3 separate regions of the Mus musculus genome follow, and regions 2 and 3 are each linked to region 1. Evidence: chromatin loops called from intact Hi-C (ENCODE). Cell type or tissue: heart. All regions are shown on one strand. Each heading gives the region's core, and the rest is flanking DNA. Links, peaks and the distances in the headings are about the cores only.

Region 1 (7,692 bases), core at 983-5,982:
TGTCCTCTGAGAAGATGGGGTCACCCCTGAGTAGCCCCCAACCCTGGTGCATCAAATCTCTACCAGATTAGACGCATCCTCTCCCACTGAGGCCAGACAAGGCAGCCCTGTTTGGGACTGGGTACCACAGACAGCTACAGCTTTAGGGTGAGCCTCTGCTCCAGAACAACTTTCTTTCTAATCATCCCTTGTCTTGTACAGTAGCCTGCTTTTCCATGAGATGCCCTTTCCCAATTCACACACACACACACACACACTCGTGCGCGCGCACGGCATCATGGCATCTGGCAGGGCTCGGCTGTCCTGGTTAAATCGGCAGTGAATCTGTGCGGAAGAGTTGGGGAATTGGCACGGTTAGATGTTGTGACAGAGGAGAGGAAAGAGAAGCACGGCGTGAGGGTGACGAGAAGAGAGGTGCAGTGTGGGAAAAGAACACGATGCTTTTCTGTGTCTTCAGTTACTTTGAACTTTAGTTATATGGTATGCAATATAAACCTCCTCCTTGTCTCAGTAAAATCTCCTTCCTCTCCCTTCCAAGAAAACAAACAAAGCATGTGACTCAGGCATCTGGAAATGCTGAACACGCAAACAGAAGCCTTGCTTCAGGACCACGGTTTGGAGCAACCGGAGCACAGAGCACGCCATCGCCATCTCTTGTGCTGTATATTAACTAGCAAGGGCCTCATTATAGAACCGGGCTTGGTGGTGCAAGCCTGTAATCCCAGCACTTGGAGGTTAATACAGGATGATCTCGAATTTTAGGTCTTGGAGCCACCTTAGCAAGACCATGCTTCAACCCTCTCTTTAAAAACAAAACAAGCCGGGCAGTGGTGGCGCACGCCTTTAATCCCAGCACTTGGGAGGCAGAGGCAGGCAGATCTCTGAGTTTGAGACAAGCCTGGTCTACAGAGTGAGTTCCAGGACAGCCAGGGCTACACAGAGAAACCCTGTCTCGGAAAAAAAAAAAAAAAAAAAAACACAAAACAAACAAACAAAACAAGACAAAGAAAAAAACTGAGGAGTTCAAATTTCAGGCAGTCCCAGGTCATAAATATTTGTTGAAATATTTCACTGTTCCTCCCTGTTTTTTGTTTTGTTTTGTTTTTAAAATCCAAGTTTGTATTTTTGTTAACCTGCTTTCCCCACAACTCAGCAGCATGCTGGTCACACATTCTCAACACTGGATTTGTGGGCTGATGGCCTGTGGATCCAGAGGAGGCTGTGTCTCCCGGGATTTTTCAGTCCCAAAGCCTGCCCCCGTCTGGATTGGGTTTCTTGAGCTGAGGTCCATGGCTAGAGTGAAGAATGTGTTTGTGCTGTTTCTTTTGTTTTTATTAGGGTACCAGAGCCTCTCGTGAAGAACATAACTTGGCAGACACTGCAGGCTGTAAATTTCTGCCATAAACATAACGTAAGTGTCCCGACCCCCTTTGAACACCCAGGTGGCTTCTTCTCTTGAGCCAAAACCGAGCCTTATTCAAAGTTCATACCCCACCTTTGTGGGTATACGTTTTTTTCCATGAAAATCTTCCTAAGCCTGGGGGCGGAGGGGAGTAAGGAACTTAAAGATGGCAGATCTTATGGAAACATACATTATAAAAATCATTTTAAAAAAACTAGTCGTTTTTTGTTTTTGGTTTTTGTTTTTAATTTGTAAAATGTGAGGAAGAAGGAACCCCATTTACTTAGAGAGTCTGTATTATTGGATTGGTTTCCCCAAAAGACTTTGAACTGGAAGAGGTAACTCCAGATGCTTGCTGCAGTTACAATGGGTGGAGTCCTAGGCGCCAAGTCCTAGTGTCTGCCCTGGTGAGATAGGAGTGTTAAATGGGCGTCTGGTCCTTTTTGCCACAGCTGGACTGGGGGGAGGGCGGGGGGCCGGGTGCGGGGGGGGGGGTGCGGGGGGAGCCACTGTAGGAGACTGCCCATGTGACATGGCTTCATAGATGCTGAAAAATCTGCTCTCCTCTCTCACCCCACACAGAGCTGCCCCCTTTCTACACATGGAAGCCAGCTTCCTGGGCTGGCTCCCAGTTGTGTGGTCAAGTACTCAGAATGAATGAGCCCTTGAGTTTGATTCCCAGTACTGCGATCAATCAACCAACCAATTAATCAATATAGCAGAAAAGAAAAAGGTGTGTGTGTGGGGGGGTGGAATCAGAGTCCAACCACTAAAAACACTCAAAATCCCAGAAGGGAATTTTAGAGTTTCACTGGACTCCAGTTATTGGTCACCCAGGCCCGAGGGGTTAAATCCCCTCTGAGCTTGCCCCAAGTAAGTTTTCCTGAAGCTGCTTACAAGGAGAAAACACGGGAACAGTCATTATTTTGGCTTTCATTATCGGAAGCCTAGAATCCTTATCAGAGCTGGAGTGTCGCTCCATGGTTAGACCTCTTGCCTTGCCTGCATGAAGCCTTGGGTTTGACTCCTTACAGTGAAAACAGTCATTTTAAGGCAGGACGAGTGGATGCTAGACGCTTTGATCGGTGATTAGCACTTTCCCAACAAACAAGTTTCAGCATAAGGGTGGCAGGACAGATAGTGGGGCTGGAGGATACAGAGGGAAGGGGAGAGGAGGGGGCAGAAAGAACGAGAAAGCTCGCCAGCCAGCCCTGGTGGGGGAGATCTGAGGAAAGTGAAGATAAATACAGTGCATACCACAGCTCTCTGGAGAGCCGCAGACGCTGCTGGGCTCCACGTGCTGGGGGGGGGGGGGGCTGATGGGGGGAGGGTGCTGAGCTTGGAAAGAATTCCCAAACAAAGGGGGGGGGGGTGGAGCACATTCTTGTTTCTGAGTCCTTCTGCCCATATGTCATCACGACATTCATGGAAGGACCTATTTATAGCAAAATGCAAAATGGCTGGTGAAAGACTTCAGAGCCCAGGGCCATCGATTACTGAGAACCAGATAGGTAGGTTATAAGGTAATTTATCCACCCCACCCCGCCTCCATTTTTTTTTTCCAGAATAATAATGCTGATGGGAAACACTAACGTTGCTCTCTCGCCCTAAAAGTCCCTTGGAGTGGGAATTGCTGCGCCCACGAAGAGCCTCTGTCCTCTTTCCGGATTCTGGGGTCAAGGAACCCTCAAGAGTTGCAGGCTCCAGGCCAACAGTCACTGGGGCGGCAGAAAGACCCAGCGTTTCCCAGCAGAGAGGAAAACCCTTGGGAAAAGGGAGGGGTCACAAAGAACCCGGAGTAATATTTTGTCCCAACTCAATTTTAAATGTTAACCGTTGATTAAAAGTTGTTGACTTAAGAGATTTTATTTATTTATTTATTTATTTATTTATCTGTCTATCTATCAAAGACATTGTCATTTAATAAGAAAGTCCCGTGGGAGTCCTCAAGCGCTCCTCTTGGTAGTGGCTTCACCCTCTTAAAGAATGTAGCTTGATACCAGCGGGTGAGGCAGGATGCAAGAGTCTCCCGCTGGGCTCCTCTGTGCTGTGGGACAGAGCTGACACCTAGCGACCACGACGCACCCCGGACGGCGAGGCCGCAGCCAGCTCTTGTTTATCTTGTCAGGACAAATGTCAGAGCTGGAAGGGCGATCTTTTGGCAGGCACACGAGCTTCCAGCCCTCTCTCTCCCAGCTTATCTCAGCAGGCCCAGGGCTTGTCTTGTTTACCGAGCGAGCAAGCCGCCTTCCAGTGAACCGGGCTTCTGCTCCAATCTGTCTGTCGTTCTTGCCACAGGCTGAAGCCTCAAAGCCTTTCGGTCCTTTCCCCCTTCATAGACAGCAGGCAGGTTAGGGGTGATGCCTAGTTAAATATAAAGTTCCTTTTTCTAATGCAGACTGTTTGAGATATACTTAACATTTTAGTTGGGTTGGAGGTGGAGGTCAGGTGGCGTGCTCGGCTAAGGTTCTGGACTGATGCCCAGCACTGAAAAAAAAAGTCGTTTATCTGAAATCCAAACGTAACTAGGTATCTCACGTGTTTTTATTTGCTGAGTCTGGCTCTTGACAGTCATTTTTCCTATCACACTTCTTGGTTTTTGTGGCCACTCAAGAATTTGAAATGATTCTGTCTGTAGGTATGGAACTAGGTTTATTTTAGTCTGCTGTTTTAGTATCCAACAGGTCAATGGCAGATTAAACTGATATATCCAATATCTGCTAAATATTCCAGCCCTTTACTCGTGGCAGATATTAGAGTTGCACCTTCATGACATTTTGTTTTGTTTGTTTGTTTGTTTCTAACCAGTGCATACACAGAGACGTGAAGCCGGAAAATATTCTCATCACCAAACAGTCAGCCATTAAGCTCTGTGACTTTGGGTTCGCACGGCTTCTCAGTGAGTACCCACGGCTTCTTCAATGTAAAAGGAACATTCTTGCTGGGACAGCTGGTTTCCATACTACAGAAAGCTGGTTCTTGTATTCTGCCCCGGGAATAATCTTGCAACAAATTACGGTTCCTGCCAAATCTTGTAATGAAATATAACTTGAAAAATGTATAAATACACAACAATTTAGATATGTATGCTATATGTAAATTGTAGCACAAAAGTTATTATAAAGCCTGCTAATCTCCTGCCTTCTCCAACCCCCCAAACAATACTTACCAGAATTAATACTTCAGATGAATGCCTTTTAATCTTGGCTATAGATTAACACCCAAGGAACTTTTAAAAAGTATGCGGGTAGCCTTGGGCCCTCTCCAAGTGTTCGGATTAATTGGGCCGGGAGGAAGCCCAAGTATCAGTAATTTAAAACATCCTACAGCCAAGTGATGACAACCAGCAGCTAGCACTGAGAATGGTGATTCGGAAAAGCTTCATTTCTTAGGTTTTTCCCTGCTCAGTTTTGACTCCGGGCTTCCACTGATCTGTTTTCCACGTTTCTGCACCGGCCAGCTGGACCAGGTGACTACTACACGGACTACGTGGCCACCCGGTGGTACCGCTCACCCGAGCTGCTAGTGGGAGACACGCAGTATGGTCCCCCTGTAGATGTCTGGGCAATTGGCTGTGTGTTTGCTGAGTTACTGTCCGGAGTGCCTCTATGGCCAGGAAAATCTGACGTGGATCAGCTCTACCTGATAAGGAAAACCCTGGGTAAGTGGTTTCCGCTGACTTTGAGAGAACCTGCTCGCTTCTCCCACACCCCCTGCTTACCTGACACCTTTAGGAAACAGACATTTCTCAGCCTCGCTGAAATGGCTCCATTAAAAGTGTCTATGGTTTGTTCAAATGACAAGACTTAATGATTACTGGGAATTTACTAATTGTCCAGGATATATAGACTAATCTCTTAAGCTTAGGTCAGATCCTCTTAACTTCTAAATGTGTTAAGCCTGGCAACAGAACTACTGCAAGGACTTAGCTGGTCACAGGCGGCTTCCATGTTACAAGCTGAACATCCCTCATCCAGACGGCTTGGGACTCTAGTGTTTGTGACATTAGAGGTTTCAATGTGGTATGTAAGGGAAGGGACCCGAGTCTAAACAGAAAATTCATTTATGTTTCATTTCATTTCTTCCCATATCCTAAAGGCTGGTTATATGATCGTTCTAGCGTGCCCGCATTTGACCATGACACTTGGAGTCGAGTGTAGCATCTCCTACTTGTAGGATCATGTTGGCACTCAGTCTCAGAATTTTTAATGAGGGATGCTAAGCCTGCATTAGGATGAGGTGATTCATCCAGATGTCCTTACTGCAGCCTGCCTGACAAGTTTTGGATTATTCAGATTACCGTAGAGGAAGAACCTCAGCCTTCTAAGTGTCGAGAAGAAAGTCTTGTTCACCGTGCCCCCCTCCTACAATTAAGGGCAATGGGAAGGACAGAAGAGAAAAGGGAGGAGGGTACAGTAAAAGAGATCCATAACTAGTGGTTGCTGTTTTCAGAATCCAGGAGTTAGATTCTACTCTGCTAAGGAACGCCATTTAAAGCACTCTTTCTCTGCTCCATAACTCTTGTATTACCAGCAATCACCATAGAGCTTTGTCTTCCCAAAGTACTGAAGGCCACCTGAGGGTGAGACTGTATTTCCATTTGTTTGTTTGTTGAGACAGGGTTTCTCTGTGTAGCCCTGGATGTCCTGGAACTCCTTCTGTAGACTAGGCTGGTCTTGAACTCAAATTCCACCTGCCTCTGCCTCCCGAGTGCTGGAATTAAAGGTGTGCGTCACCAGGGTCCGGTGGTGTTTCCTGTTTTTATCGTCTCCACCAATGTCTTGCACATTGGAGCCTCCTTGGAGCTCACGCAGGGTCACTCAGCCTTCCTTGGCTGTTCCGTCCAGTGGCTTTAGGGCACTCTCCTGCCGCTCCAGCCCTAGTGGGGAGGCTTTGACAGCTCGGGGACATATGTCTCTACTGTGTGTGTGTATCTGTAATTCATTTTTAAAGCTAGGGGCTAAGGGGCTTCATTACAGTGTTTTCAGACATAGGAATCAACACCCTAGAGGCTGTGTTTTTGCTTGCTTATCCAAACTAGAGCAAGGTTCTGGATTTGAGTGAGAGGTAAAGTTCTGAACCGAGTAGCACTGGTCACTCAAGACGATCTAGTCAGAGGCTAGAGCCTCAGTACCACAGGGCCCTGGCTGCAGGCCTCTGCTTCTGTCAGGCCTCTGCTTCTGTCAGGCCTCTGCTTCTGTCAGGCCTCTGCTTCTGTCAGGCCTCTGCTTCTGTCAGGCCTCTGCTTCTGTCAGGCCTCTGCTTCTGTCAGGCCTCTGCTTCTGTCAGGCCTCTGCTTCTCTCAGGCCTCTGCTTCTCTCAGGCCTCTGCTTCTCTCAGGCCTCTGCTTCTCTCAGGCCTCTGCTTCTCTCAGGCCTCTGCTTCTCTCAGGCCTCTGCTTCTCTCAGGCCTCTGCTTCTCTGCTCTAGAAAGTGGCCACTTGTGGCCCAGAGAAGCAGTTTCCTGAACCAGTCTTTCCTAGTGATACCCCTAGGACTTTACATGAGGCCACCATCAGCTCATTCGGCTGCCATTGCTACAGAATGAGCTGCATTGGACAGGAACCTCTTTCAGAGTTTCACAGGGTAAGCGCCCCTAAACCTTAGACGACAACGTTTCTGAGATCAGCAGCAACACGGGAAAAGACGATTCCAATTTGGAAATGGACTCCTCAGAGACAGAGGACCTTCCTGTTAGCTCCTTTGGTTTGGAGTCATCAAATACCCTGACGCTCTCAGTTTCTGTGCCTGACACGAGGCACTGTCCCTGAAGAACTCAGTGTAGGCTGTGCTGTGTGGATGCTTCCCCTCTAGGCACAGGTCCACGAGGCTGTGGAGGGAAAGCACAGCCCCGTGTTTCCTACGCTACCCCACTCACTTCTGTCTCTTCTTGTCCAAAGGGGACCTCATTCCCAGGCACCAGCAAGTATTTAGCATGAATCAATACTTCAGTGGGGTGAAAATTCCAGACCCTGAAGACATGGTGAGTGACTCATTTTGGAGGTGGCTCATTAGATCAGGCTAGTTGGGTTTTGGTAGTTACTCACATATGAGGCCATGGCTCAGTCTAATCGTGATGAAGAAAATTGGAGCAAGCTGGTGCTGAGCGAGATCCTTCCTGGCCTCAGTTCAAACTTAGGAGTCCCTGGGAACAGAGGTTAGCCAGCCTGTGGGACAGGAAAGCAGGACTGCCCTGGTCACACCAGTCCTTAATCGTTGTCAACTGAACATAGATCGCTCAGAGCCAATCAACTTTCAAGCAAGCCCAAACATTGGCTCACCCGTGCAAGC
Region 2 (7,692 bases), core at 1,034-6,033, 140 kb before region 1:
GAAAGGATCTCTCTGTTCTTCTTCACTCCATGTCTTGGTTGGATTAAATTCTACAGGCCCTCCTGCAGGAGGTGTGGACAGAGCATAACTGTGCAGGATGAACACAGTAGAGGATATGCCAGTCTCCTTCCCATTACTGTGACAAAACACTTGACAGAAACCACTTAAAACCACTTAAAACTTAACGTGTAGAGGCTATAAGCTGTGGTCAACTGGCCCCATAGTTTCTGGTTGTGTGGTGAGGAAAGGTTTATGGCAGAAGGGCCTACTGAAGCAAAGCTTCTCCCCTGAAAGCAGCCAGGAAGGGAAGAGAAACCAAGTAGGGCGTTGAGCACAAAACTATCCTTCAAAGGAATGTACCCAGTGACCTGTTTCCTCTGAAGAAGTCCCACCTTCCGCGGTTTCCCACATACCCAAACGTTCGTTCAGATTTTGACCCTGCCAATGAATCAAGCCATCGCTTAGGTCAGAGCCCTCGTGAGTCAAACACTAGTGACTAGATCTACCAGATATGAATACAACCTTCTATACCTCAGCATTTGGAAATACACTTTATAGCTACAAAAGCCCAACACTTCCATCTTCCTGAATTTAAAGAGTCTTTCCTTTACAATGTATGAGGGAAATTCTGGCACTTTCATGTAGTGATGTAAGCCATTGTAGTGGTTTGAATGAAAATACATGTCCCCCCATCCCCCATAGATCCATCTATGTTACCACTTTGTCCCCCGTTAGTGAAACTGCTTAGAAAGGATTAGGAGGTATGGCCCTGTTGGAGGAGGTGTGTCACTGGGTGGTGACTTTGATGTTTCAAATGACTCATGTGATTCTTTCAGCCTGATTGTTGTGGATCAAGATGTGAGCTCTCAGCTGTTCCTTTGTGCCACCATCATGGACTCTGACCTTCTAAAAATGTAAAGTCAAACTAAATCCTTTATTTTATAACTTTCTTTAGACATGGTGTTTTAGAACAGAAATTTTAAAAAGTGAGACTGCCATTATTATGTACCAGCTTCAAGTAGCCCAAGTGGAAGGGCAGATGCTCAAGTCAACACACATCTCAGTTATAGGTAAGTATTTGGCAAGATTTTATAGCATCTTCAAGTTTATTAACTCTTTCATTCATAGCTTTTCCATCTGGGCTATGCTGAAAATTCAACTCATATTTAAGACTTCCATCCTTACTCTATCTGTTCAAAATGACCGAAGCAGGTCCCAGACACAGGACCCCAGACCATTACCTTCAGTACCTGTACCTTTCTTAACAGACAGAGACCTTGGAATTATTCAGTTTACAGTGTGTGGCCCTTGCAGTTGTACAGCCCTGGCCTCTGCTTCCCAAGTACAGGAATTAAATGCATGTGCCTCCATATTTAGCAGCCTAATTTTAAGATTTCAACTAGATAGTTTTGCTTGGATAATAAATTTTGAACCTAGACTACATAAAACATAAAAAAATTCTATGGCCTTGATTTTTGTTGTCATTTAGTCTTGACTGTAGAGATCACGAATCACAGCTAGTACTTTAGTGAAGAAGATTAAAAGAGAGGGAAAAGCATAACAAACCTTTAGTAAACCACAATAGTTTGTTATATGGAAAATAGCAAAAAGCTGGAAAATATGGCCAGTGAGACCACACAGCCTATATAAGCTGCTGCCTCCACCTAATGGCCTGAGCTTGATCTACATACTGGAAAGTCAGAGTTGACTCCCACAGTTGTCCTCTAAGACACACTCATACACACATGCACATACATACGCACAGGCATGCACACACATACACCATAGCATTAGCACTGGCCCCCAAGAAATAAATAAATTGCATCAAAATTATTTATATATATATTTGGGGGGTTTGAGACAGGGTTTCTCTATATAGCACTGGCTGTCCTGGAACTCACTCTGTAGACCAGGCTGGCCTCGAACTCAGAAATCCACCTGCCTCTGCCTCCTGAGTGCTGGGATTAAAGGTGTGCGCCACCACTGCCCGGCCAAAATTATATTTTTAAAAGCTGAAAAACATTTACTTATTGTGTATTATTGTGTGTGTGTGTGTGTGTGTTTTGAATGAAATACCTATTAAGTCATGTTTCTTCTTATTCCATAGCTTGTCACTATAAAACTGAGCAATTGTAAGTGCTCTTTCAACATTAGCTACACTGACTTACTAGTATGTAACTTTCAACTTGGAAACTACATGCTTAATTGTTTAAGATTCAAATTAAGCCTACTCACAGCTTATAAGTAAATTGAATTTGAACTTCTTTACATCACTGACCTTGTTAAAATTAACTCAGCTAGTTCTGAAAAAAAAAATCTAAAAATTCCTTTGAAGTTAGTGTAAAGCAAATGTCTTCCTGTTTGCTTCATCTGTGGTACTAGGAAAATGATGACTGTAGCAGACACTGATTCCCAGCAGCACAGACGCCTGTCTCTCCAGGCTATCCATTCTTTGGCTGATGGTCAGAGCATATGGATCTGCCATTACTGGCAACATAAATTATCTTCACTTGTGACCTCCAACTTTTTATTACCTAATTCATTTTAAACAGTATGTTCCTACAACAATACACTTGGAGGCTTGTCAGAGGATATTTATCTCTGTCTCAAGCTGGCTACTCAGGTTTCCACTCTGTGAAGGCTCACAAGGGAAATGTCTCTGAGGTCTTAGCATCAGGAAAAGATACGCCTCTCTTGATCAATTTGTTCATCTTCCTCTCAAAAGCATACAAAGAAAACCCACCCTCAAGTCTTCTTTGTGCTCTCTCTCTCTTGCTCTCTCTCTCTCTCTCTCTCTCTCTCTCTCTTTTGGTTGCATTGTTCTGGTTTCCTGCTTCCCCCCTTTCAAATCTGATGCAGTTTCCTCTCATTTATTTTTATCTTGTGTAAAAATAAGTATTTTGTGTGAGCTGCCTCAAACTCTCTACGGGATAATGCAGGTATAAATAAGAGCAAATACATCTCACACTAGACAAAGGATCAACATCCCCATTTTGACTCTAAACTTGGAAGACTGCTCTCCCCTCACACAACACTGGCCCTCCAGGTTGACTATCCTGCGGCCAGTGTGGTGGAAGGCCTTCAACCCATGAATATCCCACAACGGCCTAGTCACACAGTGGGTAAGGGTGGGTTTGACTACATGACCACCATAAATCCATGACAGTAAACAAGTACTAAGATACCAATAGAACACTTGAAGAGATTTTGAGTCATCGAAGCCAAAAATATGTGCCCACCAAAACAAGTGCCAAGAAGATTTCAAAGAAGGAACTGTTCTTCAACCATTTTTTTTTTCAGTGCAGCACACACACAGGCTTTGTCCCTGGGGCATGTAAGTCTGGGCTTACTTATGTTCCCTAAATAAGTGCTCTTTGTGTGTGGATCACGAGAAAATGCATACAGTCTCTGTTCCGTTAAGGTGTTAATTTAATTTCTTCATTTATTAGCTATAAGAAGTTATTTCTCAAAACAGAATTAGAGTGTGTCTGGAGTCACGTGTCATCTGAAATTTGTTCTGTTGTCGTTTTTTTTTCTAGTTTTTTCAATTTTCTTACATTTTTATTTAATTTTGTGTTTTGCCTGCATGTACAGCTGTGCACCATATGCATATGTGGTGCCTACACAGGCCAGAAGAGGGCGTTGGCCCTCCCTCCCAGCCCACTCTGGATCCCAAGTTGGAGTTAATGAGGAGTGGGCCGCCACGCAGGTGCTGGGAATCAACCTCTGAGCTGCAGCCGGTGCTGCTAACAATTGGGCCATCTTTCCAGTCCTTATCTGGTTTTCCAACTGAAAATCTCTGTAAGACTCTAGAAGTAACTTTACCAGTATACATAAAATTGGCAACTTCATTTCTACCTTAAGAACAAGACTGGAACTCAAATTACAAAAGAGATTGAAACATTAACCAAATCACTTCTCATAACTCCTGCCCAATATTTTGGGCATTGTTAGTTAGGCCTCTTACATTTTAAAGCCTCTTACATTTTACACTCCTCTTTACAATGCTGTAAAAATGGTTTACAAACATTTCTCGGGTGTCAAATGCAAAACCTATCCTCTTCCAGCTACAGATAAGGACACTGGGATGTTGCCACGTATGCCTTGTCCCAGATCACCTACTTTGGAAGCAGAATCAGACAAAGGTCCCTAGCTTTGCTTTAGCATCTCTAAAACTCCTCCCATTAACACTTGCAATATTGCGGTGATGCCCAGAGACCACAGAAACTTCGAAAGGAATTGGGGTTTTCAAAAATGGCTCTGGGAAACCCTGGTGGAAGACAGGTTCTGCAGGTGTGCGGTCCAGCCTCGGAACTGGTACCACCGGGAACAGTGTGTGGAACAGGACGGTGCAGTCGGGTGTGCCGGCATTTAGTTAACCCGGCACTCCCCCACCTCCTGCCCGGGCGGCCTCAGTTTACCTGTACCGAAAGGAAGCAGAAGGCAGCGCTCCGGAGGCCTGCGGACAGACCCTCCTCCTCTAGTCCGCCGGCCACTGGGCGAATCCTGGCCGAGGCTGGGCGGGTCAGACGCCGCACGAACGCCTCCGGCGCCCCGCAAGCAGCTGGGAGGCGGGGCGCGGCGGCGTCCAGGGTGTTGTGCACTCGGCGGGCCTCAGGGCGGCAGTCTGGGCCCGCGGCCTGCGTTCTCGGGCGGGCCAGGCTCGATCCGCGCCGGCCGCGAACGTGTCTCCCGGTGACGCAGCCGCGGGTGGGGAACGTGGTGCGGCGGCGACTGTGCGCACGGCCGTCTCGGAGAAGACGCGGGTCTCCGACGCCGGCGCTCGGCCAAGAACGGACGGCCTCTCGGGTACGGCCGGCGCGGGGCCTGGCGGGACCGACGAGGCCCGGAGGCTGCCGGGGTTGCGCCCCGTGACGCCCCCCGCGCTCGCTCTCGCCGGTGCAGGCGCAGCTGCGAGCCGAGGCTCCATGTTGGGAAGCGCCGCGCGCCCTCGTTAGCGGGAGACGGCTGCGGCGGGCAGAGCCCCGGACTGGGCGCAGCGAAGATGGAGGCCCCGCTGAGGCCTGCCGCCGACATCCTGAGACGGAACCCGCAGCACGACTACGAGCTGGTGCAGAGGGTCGGCAGCGGCACCTACGGGGACGTGTACAAGGTGAGGCCCCGGCCCGGCCTGCGAACGTGGGGCACCCCCGGGATGCGCCGGACCACAGCGTCCGGCCAGGAAGCGGCCCGGAGCCCGCCGCACCGTTCCGAGCACCCTGGGTTCCCCATCGGTTCTAAGGCTAGCGACCGGCAGACTTAACCGCACCTTCCAGACCACGGCTGAGCTTTTTTTGTGGTTTTAAGGCGTATTTATGGTATTGAAGTTATTCCGGAGGATGGTTTGGTGTTGATGTGGGGGGAAAATGCTTCGCGGAAGGCGGTAGATAGGAAAGAGTATTGTAAATCTAGACCTTTGCGTCCTGTACTGGTTTGGGTGAACTTGCCTTGAAAAAAATCTCTGTGGAACCGGACTCTAAATTGTCAACTGTAAGTAATCTGGTTCTGGAGTAAAAGGATTTGTGTGTAAACATGACAGCCTGTAGGAAGATGTCTTTGGGGACCGGTGAGGTGGCTCAGGGTGTTAAAGGCCCTTAGAGCCAAACCTTACTTAGGACCCCAGAACGGTCCCCGGATTCTCTTGGTGGAAGCACGGATCCCCCACACATACACACTCACACACTCCCAGGAAATAAACAAAGTGTAATGAAATTTAAACATATTTAGAGGAAGACCTTTGTCACCTGGCAGAAGTTTAGGCATTTTGTATCTGGTTGATAATAATGAATATAACTTATGGGGTTTTCCTACTAAACTAATTCCTCTCTATGGGATTTATAGCATTCCATAATCATGAGTGGATAATTACTGCTACCCTTTTTACTGGTCTCTTATATTAAGACAAATAATAATAAATTTGTAATCTGCCGTTACACAACAACAAAAAACATGCCATAGCAAAGCAAACCGATTTCTTAAGTCTGCTAAGTTTTTGAAGGGTTCAGAGGAAAACACTGTCCAATATTCCCTCATGGCTTTTGTTCTTTGTCCCAAAGGGGCAGAGTTAGTGCAGTTCCTTATGGGGATTAAGAAAAAGCTTATTTTTGACCTGGGTGTTGGTGGTGCACGCCTTTAATCCCAGCACTCAGGAGGCAGAGGCTGGTGGATTTCTGAGTTCAAGGCCAGCCTGGTCTACAGAGTGAGTGCCAGGACAGCCAGAGCTGCACAGAGAAACCCTGTCTCTAACACCCCCCCCCCCAAATAAAAGCTTATTTTCCTTTTGCAACAGCTTGATATTTTGACCTATGTATGTATCAGTATGTTCCAAACAGCAATCTGCATAGAGCCCTGATGGCTGTGTTTCATGAGTAATTGCTTGACCCCACTGAGGTATGTTGACTTGCACAGGTATAATGCAAGGAAAACATCTCTTTTCTCTGCTTGTTTTTGAGTAATTTTTTGCTGAGAGTAGTACCTTGGGGTGATGGATTCTGAGGTAAGAACTCTGGGTAGGCTTTTTACCCCTGAAAACGAGGCATTTGGGCCCAAGCAGACACTGTTCTAGCAACCGAGCAGTGCAGCAGCAGTGAGCAAGGTCCTGACTCTGGCCTCGGTTACCTTTGATGCAAAGTGCACAGTTAGAATGGAATCCCCTTCCTTATGGAAAGTTAATGGTAGCTAGCACAAACGTCTCTATTTGCTCATTACCCATTTTAGGAAATGCTTGCTCTTTAAAAAACAGAAACTCCTGTTTGCTTTCTTGGTCCCATTTTAAATCATCTTTGTCTTATGATTCACTGAAAGTTAGACCAGTTCAGTTCCGTTCATAGTAATTATACAATACTCTAAATTCTAGCTTTTGCCCCACCCTACCCCCTTTTTCCCCTGGTACAGAAAATTTAAAGGGAGTATTTCCCCCACACAAGGATCTTGCTAAGACCTCCACGGTTTTCTTTTCAGAGCAGCTCTCTGGAAGGACTGCATCCTTCCTTAGGAAAGCAATGTTTACATTAAAAGGACAGCTGTCTGCCTGCCTGCCTGCCTGCCTGCCTGCCTGCTTGCCTGCTTCTTCTTACCCAGCTGCTTCCTGGTCCTGCTGCTCACTTCCACAGCTCAACAGACATCAGAGGCTGAAAGCTTCCCACCCCACCTGGGCCTCCCACCTTTCTCAATCAAGCTCACGTTATCACGTGTACTTGAGGGCTAGGCCAGCCTCTGAGTCCCACGCAGCCTTTAGACACTCGTGTGCCCTTCTGTTTGGTGTGTTCTAATTCCTGAGGATCACCTCCCTCCCCCATCCTCCACCTGTTGCCACCATTGCTGTCTAGGAAAACAGTTCTTGGTTCTAGTAAGCCCCAGCCCCTCACCCTGACCCCTAATCTCACCCACCACTCTCCCTCTCCCTTTTGCTCTTACCACACTGGCCTGCAGGCTTTCCTTAAACAACAATAAGCATCTCCTCCTTTGGAGTCTTTGTTCTTGCTACTTCCTCTGTTCAGTATCTTCTCCCAGACAGTGAGCGTCTTGCTTCCTCCTTCCCTTTAGACGAACCTGACCGTCTTTGTACTTGCTGCTTGCTGTGTCTAGCTCAGTGTTTATTACTTGCTTTTTTAGGTGTCTGTTTCAACCAAAACTATCAATACTCCACAGAGACGGGCTTTCCGCCATCCCACCCGGTTTTGCTGCATCTTA
Region 3 (7,692 bases), core at 1,034-6,033, 49 kb before region 1:
TTCTGGTTTTGTTTTTTATTCTAACCTGAGCTTCTCATATTAAACTAGAATTTTCTTGTGCACAGTGGGTAAATATGTTGTGTCCTTGTGTAACAGATGATAGAAAAGTACCTAACTCGCTGGGGCAGAAACCCTAAGCTATCTGAAGAGTCAGAAAGAAGGGACTTCGGAAGCTTGTGTCTTCCGTCCCTGTTAAACACTGCATACGGCATGTCAGGCTCTAAGACATAATATCCTTAAGGAGTGTGGCGTAGATCCTCAGCCTCTTAGCTGAGATGTACTGATGTCACGTGTGCCCCACTGTCTGGAGAATTTTTACTGTTGGACAGAAGTCTCCTCCTAGATGGCCGCCACCCCATTTCAGTAAAGCTTAAAATGGTGACACATTTTAAGCTTTGTCACATCTAGGGAAGCATGCGATCTGTCATCGTCAAATGCTTCTGTCTCTATTAGGCTGAGTTGTGTTGTGTCCCAGACACTCATGCGCTAACCATGGTCTTATTATCCCAATGAGCAGCATGGATTGCGTGCTTGTCGGGCGAGTACAAAGCCCCCTCCATTTGCTCCCTAGCACAAGGGAAGAGTAATCTTGACTCTTTTCCACCGTTATGTTTGTTTATGGTTGTGGTTTTTAATTCTAGTTGCAAGAATAGTCAGTAAATAATAAGATACTTACTTAGCAACTGCCTGAGGTCACAATATTCAACGTGATTAAGTTTTGGATTATGAAGTGGGTTTATTTTTTTAAATTAATTTTGTAATGTGAAAATATGAACATAAAAGTTACCTGCTTGTAGCTACTTGAATAACTTCTTTTAAATCCAAAACCCCACTGCATGTTTTTACTGTTTTAATCACTTAAAACAGAAGCTACAGCATATGAAAGAGAAGTCAACAGCCAATACTCAGTTTATCAAGTCAGCCCGTGTTGGAGAAATGCCTGCAACATGCATCTTTGAAGCTTTGTAACTGTCTCAGTCAATTACTTGAGTTTAGACACTCCTTAGTCACAAAAATGTTGAGCAGTAATGGTCTAGACAGTGGAATTTTGCCCCAAGCACTTGAAAAGCCTTACATTATCATTTGTTAAAAAGTTAGGGAGGTGCCAGAAAGATGGCTCAGGGCTGCAGAGCAAGGCCTGCAGCTGGAGTTTCCCAGCGACCCTTTCTGGCCTGTACCTCCAGTTCCAGGGGATCCCTTGGCTCTGGTCTCCGCAGACACCTGCACACACGCACATCACACACACACACACACACACACACACAATTAAAAGGAATAAAAGTAAATCTTTTCTTTAAAAAAAAAAAAAGGCAAAAACCAAGACAGTCTGGGGAACTCTGTTGTGCTTCCATTACATGTCCCCTCATCTTTCTCAGTGTGCCTTCAAGACAGCGTGTTGGCTTTCTGGAAACACGGGATGCAGGGTAAAAGCTTCAAATCAGATGAGGTAAGTTTGCACCATTTACCTCCCTGACTCCTACGCTAGATTTTAATGGCGAAATGTTCATTGTTCTCCTGTCCTCTCTGAGTCACATGGCTTTGCTTAGTGCCTTGGATGCCGTAGCTTGGCAGGATGCGCATCAGTGTTCTCTCTTCCTATATGTTCACTTTGGTACTTTGGTTTTGAATCCCCAGTAGCCATGAGGAACTCCTAAATGTTTGCACAACCTCATTCCTTTCGCTTCATTTTTCAAAATTTAGTGACTATTTTTCATAGCTACTATTGTTATAAATAATATATAAGACCTATTATGTTCCAGGCAGTTTGCAAATATTAGCATATTTAAGGCTCAAAATGATTCAGTGAAGTAGGCACGTGCCTAATGAAATGGCAGAGCCTAGGTTGGAAGGTCTTCAAGCATCACTTTAAGCCAAGATGATCAGGGTGCTTTTATGCAGAGGAGAGTTTGGCTCCCTCCCTGAGGGACAGCCCTCAGGGAAGCATTTCCCGATGTCAGATTCTTCTACACCAAAGGCTCATAAATCCACGGGACTGCCTGAAAGTGGGACCTTCTTGCTTTTGAATTTAGTTTATCTATACCCTTATTTATATTTTAATAAATATTTATACTTCTAAGAAAAAGATGTTATAAACCAGCAGTCATTGGTGAGTTGGTTTATTTACTGACCTGGGTCACTAAATGTCACCAGGTCCCTGTATTTAGTGAGATCTGTAGTCCTGCTCACTGCCACAGTGCTAATTATTCTGTTGTTGTTTTGTGTTCAAGACAGGCTTTCCCTAGAGTCCATGAGCACAGCCAGCACACTGAGCGTGCTAGCTGTTCTCACGCTCTGCGCTGTGTCATTTCTATCTTTGGAAAACTCAAACCCAGGGTCTCAGGCATGCAAGGAAGGGGCTTTCTGCTAACCAACATGCCCAGCCATGTAGCTGCCTGCTTGTAACGCATCTCACTTTAACTACTCTCTGCACGTCTGCCTTTCTGTGATATTCTCATCCTTTGACGTACACCTAGTTGAAGTTTAACCTCTGCCATAAACTAACATTCCACAGTAATTAGAGTATTTCAACTTCATACCATAAAAATTAGCCCCCTGGAGTATACAGCGCCTAAATTGTTTGCAGATTAACATTCATTATGTCTTTCCAGACTACAAGTTCCGGTTAACAGACTTTTTACACTAATCATAGCAATGGTTAATTTGAGTTCCCCAAGAGCCAGACCAAGATAACAACCCAAGTGGAGATACTTTATCTAGGAAAAGGTTCTAGAAAACAAGCGATGTAATAAGACACGTAAAAATAGCAAGAGGGGAACATCAAAAGCACATCATGTCCGTAGGCAGCTGTCTGTGCAGCAGGGGTCGGTCAAGAGGGAGCACCCGTGAGTGATGCTGACCGCACCCTAGCAGCGACTCCGTTACAGAAGAGGGAGGTGGAGTCTGGCACACAGTGGCTGTCCATTTGGATAGAGGCTGCACCACAGTCCCCACTCTTTGGGAAGTGCTTGTGTGTGGTGGTGCAGCTCTGAAGACTGCAGAAAGCAGAAAATGTCATCTAACACTGGATGACCCCGGGCACTGGGCAAGAGCAACAGGGTGCCCCAAAGCACCTCACTGGCACGGAAGGCTTACATGACCTTCTTGTAACTTTTAACTTCTCTGGCCTGCGGGAGGGGGAGGGTCCCAACAAGAAAAGAATTCAAATGCATGCACACAGAGTCCTTACAGAAATTACAGAAAGCAGCTGACCCAGACTAGATGCTCTGTAAATACTGGCCCATTTCTACTGAGAGTCAAAAAACAAACTTAATTGAAATATATTTGATTTGGGGAATTATAGCTTTGAAAAATTATTCCCTTTCATTGCTAGATTTAAGTGATTGTTAAGTTACTGTGTAAGCAGTACTGGGGCCATAGTTTACTGATGGTTATTTTCATCCACAGGTTACCCAGGAAATTTCAGATGAGACCAGGGTTTTCCGCCTGCTGGGATCAGACAGGTTGGTTGTATTAATATAATTATGTGAAAGTAGCAATGATCAAACTCTTGACTAAACTGTCAGCCCGTGTCGGGTTACAATCAGAATTCTTAGAGGGCTCATCAACTTAGAGAGACGATTGTATTGAGAGAGTGAGTGAGATTTAGTTTGTTGAGTTCCCAGTCTTTTCAGGGTGAGAGGTGTGCTTTGAGAGACAGTTACATTCGGCCAAGGCAACATGTGTAGATAGCAGTGCTCACCCCCATTTGACCCGAACAAGACTTCGCATCCCTTAGTTCCCACTCTGTCTTCCTGGTGTGTTTCTTTCTAATAAGTATTACAGAAACCATCAGGTGTTAGTTTTGTGTCATAAAAAGCTCACCTTGTCTGGAAAGCATTCTTACTGTAAGATGTTAGCGGGTCCCATCTGACATTGCCTAAGCGTTAGCCGCGTGATGAAGGAGTGGGAGAATAGAGTGAATGACTCTTTGAAGGGAGGCTATAAGGAGAAAGGAGTTTCTGGAAAATGGTGGTTACCTCAGTGAAGGAGAATGGCAGCCACGGGCACGACAGTAAGTACTGTGACCACAAACCAGGAGTCAGCAGGAACTGGAGGGTCAACTCTGCTGCTGGAGGGGCTGGCCATTGAGCTGTGGCTCTGTAACTCTGAGGATTCTGGTGGTAGAACATAACACCTCGTGGCTGATGCTTTTCTCTCCTCTTTGCCCGGACTCTTCTCCTTGCCTGACTGTCCTTTGTAACGTCTCGTTATTCTGTCACAGTTTGCTCTAAAATTTCATTTTTGAACTGCGACTCCTTGGGCTCATCTTCTTGTTTAGGCATCCCCTTGGTTCTTTATATATGCACAGAAGTTTTTGTAACTTTTAGTGTGTCTGTGTGTATACACATGTGGAGATCAGAGAACAACTTATAAGAACTGGTTCTCTCTACCACGTGGGTCCCAAGAATAAAACTTAGGTAGTTGGGCTCCTCAGAAATCCCCTTGCCTGCTTATATATTTATTAATAGTGGTTAACTCTGGGCAGACAGGTAATTTTATTTTTTCCTTCTACATTTCCACAATGTATAAGGTATGTTTTTATTGCGTAAAATTCACACAAAAAATATTCAGTGTGTGTGAACTGTCTCTTCCATTTGCCCTCTAGGCTTCCTTCTTTGTGTGGATTATATCTTATTCTATTAAACCTCTCCTCATAATTCAAATGCTGTGGAGTAGCTCTTGGTCGCCCCCCCCCCCCCTTCAGTCCGCTGATGCTCTCCCTGTCTTCGCTCCTGGGAAAAGGGAGAGGTGGGGCAGGCAGCACGCTATTCTTTGTCTTAAACCATTTGTTTTCAAAGAACTTGTGTGCAGTTCACAGGTCCTCCTAGGGTTCTGTTGATTCTCTAGCCCTCCTTCTCTTGGTATAGATGCCTGAGACATTTGCCACAGCTGTTGTTGGCATAACTGAGTAAGCATATTTGTGTTCAGTGGGAATAAGGTGAGAACTATCCCCAACCGTGACAATACTTTATATAAAACAACTTTGTTCACCAAAAAAAAAAAAAAAAAAAAAAAAGCTGGGCGTGGTGGTGCACGCCTTTAATCCCAGCACTCAGGAGGCAGAGGCAGGTAGATTTCTGAGTTCGAGGCCAGCCTGATCTACAGAGTGAGTTCCAGGACAGCCAGGGCTACACAGAGAAACCCTGTCTCGAAAACAAACAAACAAACAAACAAAACAACACAACTTTGTTCAGCTGTGCTAGAAGTTGTGGAGCACGCTAATGACTTTGGCTGTGGAACAAGCTGGTTCTCCTGGCTATGGGGGACGCCATGTGAATACTTAAGCTTTTCCTTGGTTTCTTTTAGGGTGGTGGTTTTGGAAAGCCGGCCAACAGAAAACCCTGCAGCACACAGCAATCTCTACATCCTGGCTGGACATGAAAACAGTTACTAAGCAGCAGAGGCGAATTCCAAGTGACAAGAGGATGAATGAACATGTTCCATTGAAAACAAGAGTGTGTTAAGGGAATTCAGTGCCGACTGCAGTGTAACTTGCTTTAATTATTGTGGGTTTTATATCAAATGAACTGTACATTAGGATAGAATTCAGTATTTTCTGTAGCTGGAAACAGCTAGTCAATCTCTTGCCACTGTGTGGTGGTTATATCAAGTTTGCTTAATAAAAGCTATGAGACAAATAGTCCTCTAGTTCCAAGAAACACAGTCCTTTTTAAAAAACAATGTTTGTAACAAGGTGCCATGGTGTTTTTAAATAACTCATGATTCTCTGGAGAGGGAGTTTACTGAGCATTATATCATTTTATACCATGTCTTACTCCTTCTTAGTGAACATAATTTGATAAGACGTTATCGAACAAGCCTTTCACTTTGACATTGGCCGTTCTGTATGTTTTTGTAAGATAGAATATTTAATCCTTATTTATTAATCTCTTGCTGGAGTGGTGTAATGTTTCTAACTTTTAGCAAAGGAAGGTTGCAGAGCAGCTGAAATTTTTTATAATGTGTGAAAATGTTGTTTACCTTCTCAGAGTAGTGCTTTGGGGGTTCCTGGCGGCGTGTTGGAGGTCTAGCACATACAGCTTCCCTTAACAGAATATTTTACGACAGTTTCATACAGGGTTGCCTTAACGGGAATTGGTTTCCAACTCCAGATGGTTGTAAGGGCTCGTGCAGAAATACTGATGGTGGACACAAAGCCTCAGCAGGGACGTGTAGTGTCCAGGTGTGACTACCGGAGTTTTGACAAGCAGTATAATATACCTGTGATTTTGTTTTTTACATTAGGGATAATGCATAAGAAATTAATCTTTATATATATCATGACCCCTAATGTTTGGGAAAAAAGTATTTAACTGCCCATATTATGTATTTTACTTATGTTATGCCAAGGGAGAAAGTAATTACACGTGTAATCTTGGGGTTTTCACATACATAGATATTCATTGTGAGTAGGCTTAAGGAAAAAAAAAACTTTAAGTGAAATTGGAATTTCTGATGGGATAGTATAGATAAATGATGTTGTTTTATATTTTTTAAAAAACCAGTATACTAAAATTAAAAAAGGATAGGGTTGTCTTTTAGTTTGTTTTTATTTTACAATTCTTAGTATTCAGAATTGATGTGTTTTATTGGTACCAGCTGTCTTAATGCATTTATTAAGAACAGTTAGCATTGAGGTAATGAACACAGGGGCTAAGAGTAGCAAACGATAGACGTAGTCTGACCGGATACTTGAGGAAAACAATGTACCTATCTCATCTTTACAGTTTTATAAAGTCCATGTTATCATCTCCACCTTCCAAATGAGGAGGTAAGAGTTTAACCAAGTTAAACAACTTACACGTTACATACTGGTTAGTTCTTTGAGCCAGACCAAGAGTCCTCCGACTCTGCTCTTTTCACTATGCAATATACAAGTAATAAAATGTTACGCAAATGAACTATAAAGTATTTGTTCTTTAAAGTGCACATATTGGGGTTGGGCAGCAAGATGCTCACTGGATAGAGGTTCTTGCCATGCAAACCTGACTTTGGTCCCCAGAAGCCACCCATGTGAAGGTGGAGGGAGAAAGAATTGACTCCACAGTGTTGTCACCTGACCCCAATGAGTGTGTGCCTGCACACACACCCCCAATAGTCAAATAGAATGCACATTGGCTGTTTACATGGGATGTGTTAAATGGGCTCCTCAGGAGGAGTGCCACACACAACAGACAAGCCTCTAACTCGGGAAAGTGAAAAGACCTAAGAAAGGGCCTGGCCAAGGCCTCCTGCTCACAAGCTGCATGGCTAGAAAACATTACAGTAAATGGAAGCTGTGCTGTGCCCAGAGCTTGCGGTCAGTCAGTCTTCTGTCCCATGCTGTGAAAAATGAGCAATCAGTGAGAGTGACAGAGAAGGCGCGGGGGGGGGGGGGGGGGGGAGCTCTTGAGGAAACAAGCTGGTGGGACAGCAGAACCATTGGACAATCACAGGAAGAAGGTGGCACGGCCGTGTCTTGTGAGCAGACACTTCAAGAACTTTTAGGCCAGACAGTGGTGGTGCACGCCTTTAATCCCAACACTTGGGAAGCAGAGGCAGGTAGATTTCTGAGTTCGAGGCCAGCCTGGTCTACAGAGTGAGCTCCAGGACAGCCAGGGCTACACAGAGAAACCCTGTCTTGAAAAGCCAAAAAGAAAAAAAAAGTAATAAATCAACTACATATTTCACCAGGTATGCTAATGCACACCT

The links. Hi-C counts contacts between places; a loop is a spot of excess contacts. Peaks named below come from ENCODE experiments on the same cell type or tissue, not always from the same donor. Only the 100,000 strongest peaks of a DNase experiment are listed, where the experiment ranks them.
Region 2: a loop joins it to region 1, with 8 times the contacts of the local background. A loop is called at or near these places in 30 of 42 quality-filtered maps.
Region 3: a loop joins it to region 1, with 2.1 times the contacts of the local background. A loop is called at or near these places in 8 of 42 quality-filtered maps.

Annotation. Positions count from the first base shown.
Region 1 is chr12:69,753,817-69,761,508 of GRCm38, reverse strand. It overlaps Cdkl1 (cyclin-dependent kinase-like 1 (CDC2-related kinase)), which reads left to right. Exons shown (of 10, transcript NM_183294.2): 4 at 1,339-1,411; 5 at 4,211-4,301; 6 at 4,863-5,063; 7 at 7,302-7,384. Among named protein-coding and RNA genes, the nearest start is that of Mir681, 6.3 kb to the left of the region's middle. RefSeq lists an enhancer at 2,247-4,100. In heart, for the core only: a CTCF peak has its summit at 3,471; DNase peaks (open chromatin) are centred at 1,238, 2,628, 3,078 and 3,578; H3K4me3 peaks cover 2,321 bases; H3K27ac peaks cover 4,120 bases.
Region 2 is chr12:69,890,074-69,897,765 of GRCm38, reverse strand. It overlaps Map4k5 (mitogen-activated protein kinase kinase kinase kinase 5), which reads left to right and starts at 4,603. Exons shown (of 32, transcript NM_201519.2): 1 at 4,603-5,113. The coding sequence starts at 5,006. It overlaps Atl1 (atlastin GTPase 1), which reads right to left and starts at 4,661. Exons shown (of 15, transcript NM_178628.5): 1 at 4,422-4,661. In heart, for the core only: a CTCF peak has its summit at 3,604 (motif pointing right); DNase peaks (open chromatin) are centred at 4,605 and 5,085; H3K4me3 peaks cover 2,134 bases; H3K27ac peaks cover 2,073 bases.
Region 3 is chr12:69,802,967-69,810,658 of GRCm38, reverse strand. Map4k5 (mitogen-activated protein kinase kinase kinase kinase 5) reads left to right here. Exons shown (of 32, transcript NM_201519.2): 30 at 1,377-1,447; 31 at 3,406-3,461; 32 at 5,308-6,902. The coding sequence ends at 5,395. All of the region lies in intron 2 of 4930512B01Rik (RIKEN cDNA 4930512B01 gene), which reads right to left. Among named protein-coding and RNA genes, the nearest start is that of Cdkl1, 16 kb to the right of the region's middle. In heart, for the core only: no CTCF peak of the experiment used is centred there; no DNase peak of the experiment used is centred there; H3K4me3 peaks cover 282 bases; H3K27ac peaks cover 1,274 bases.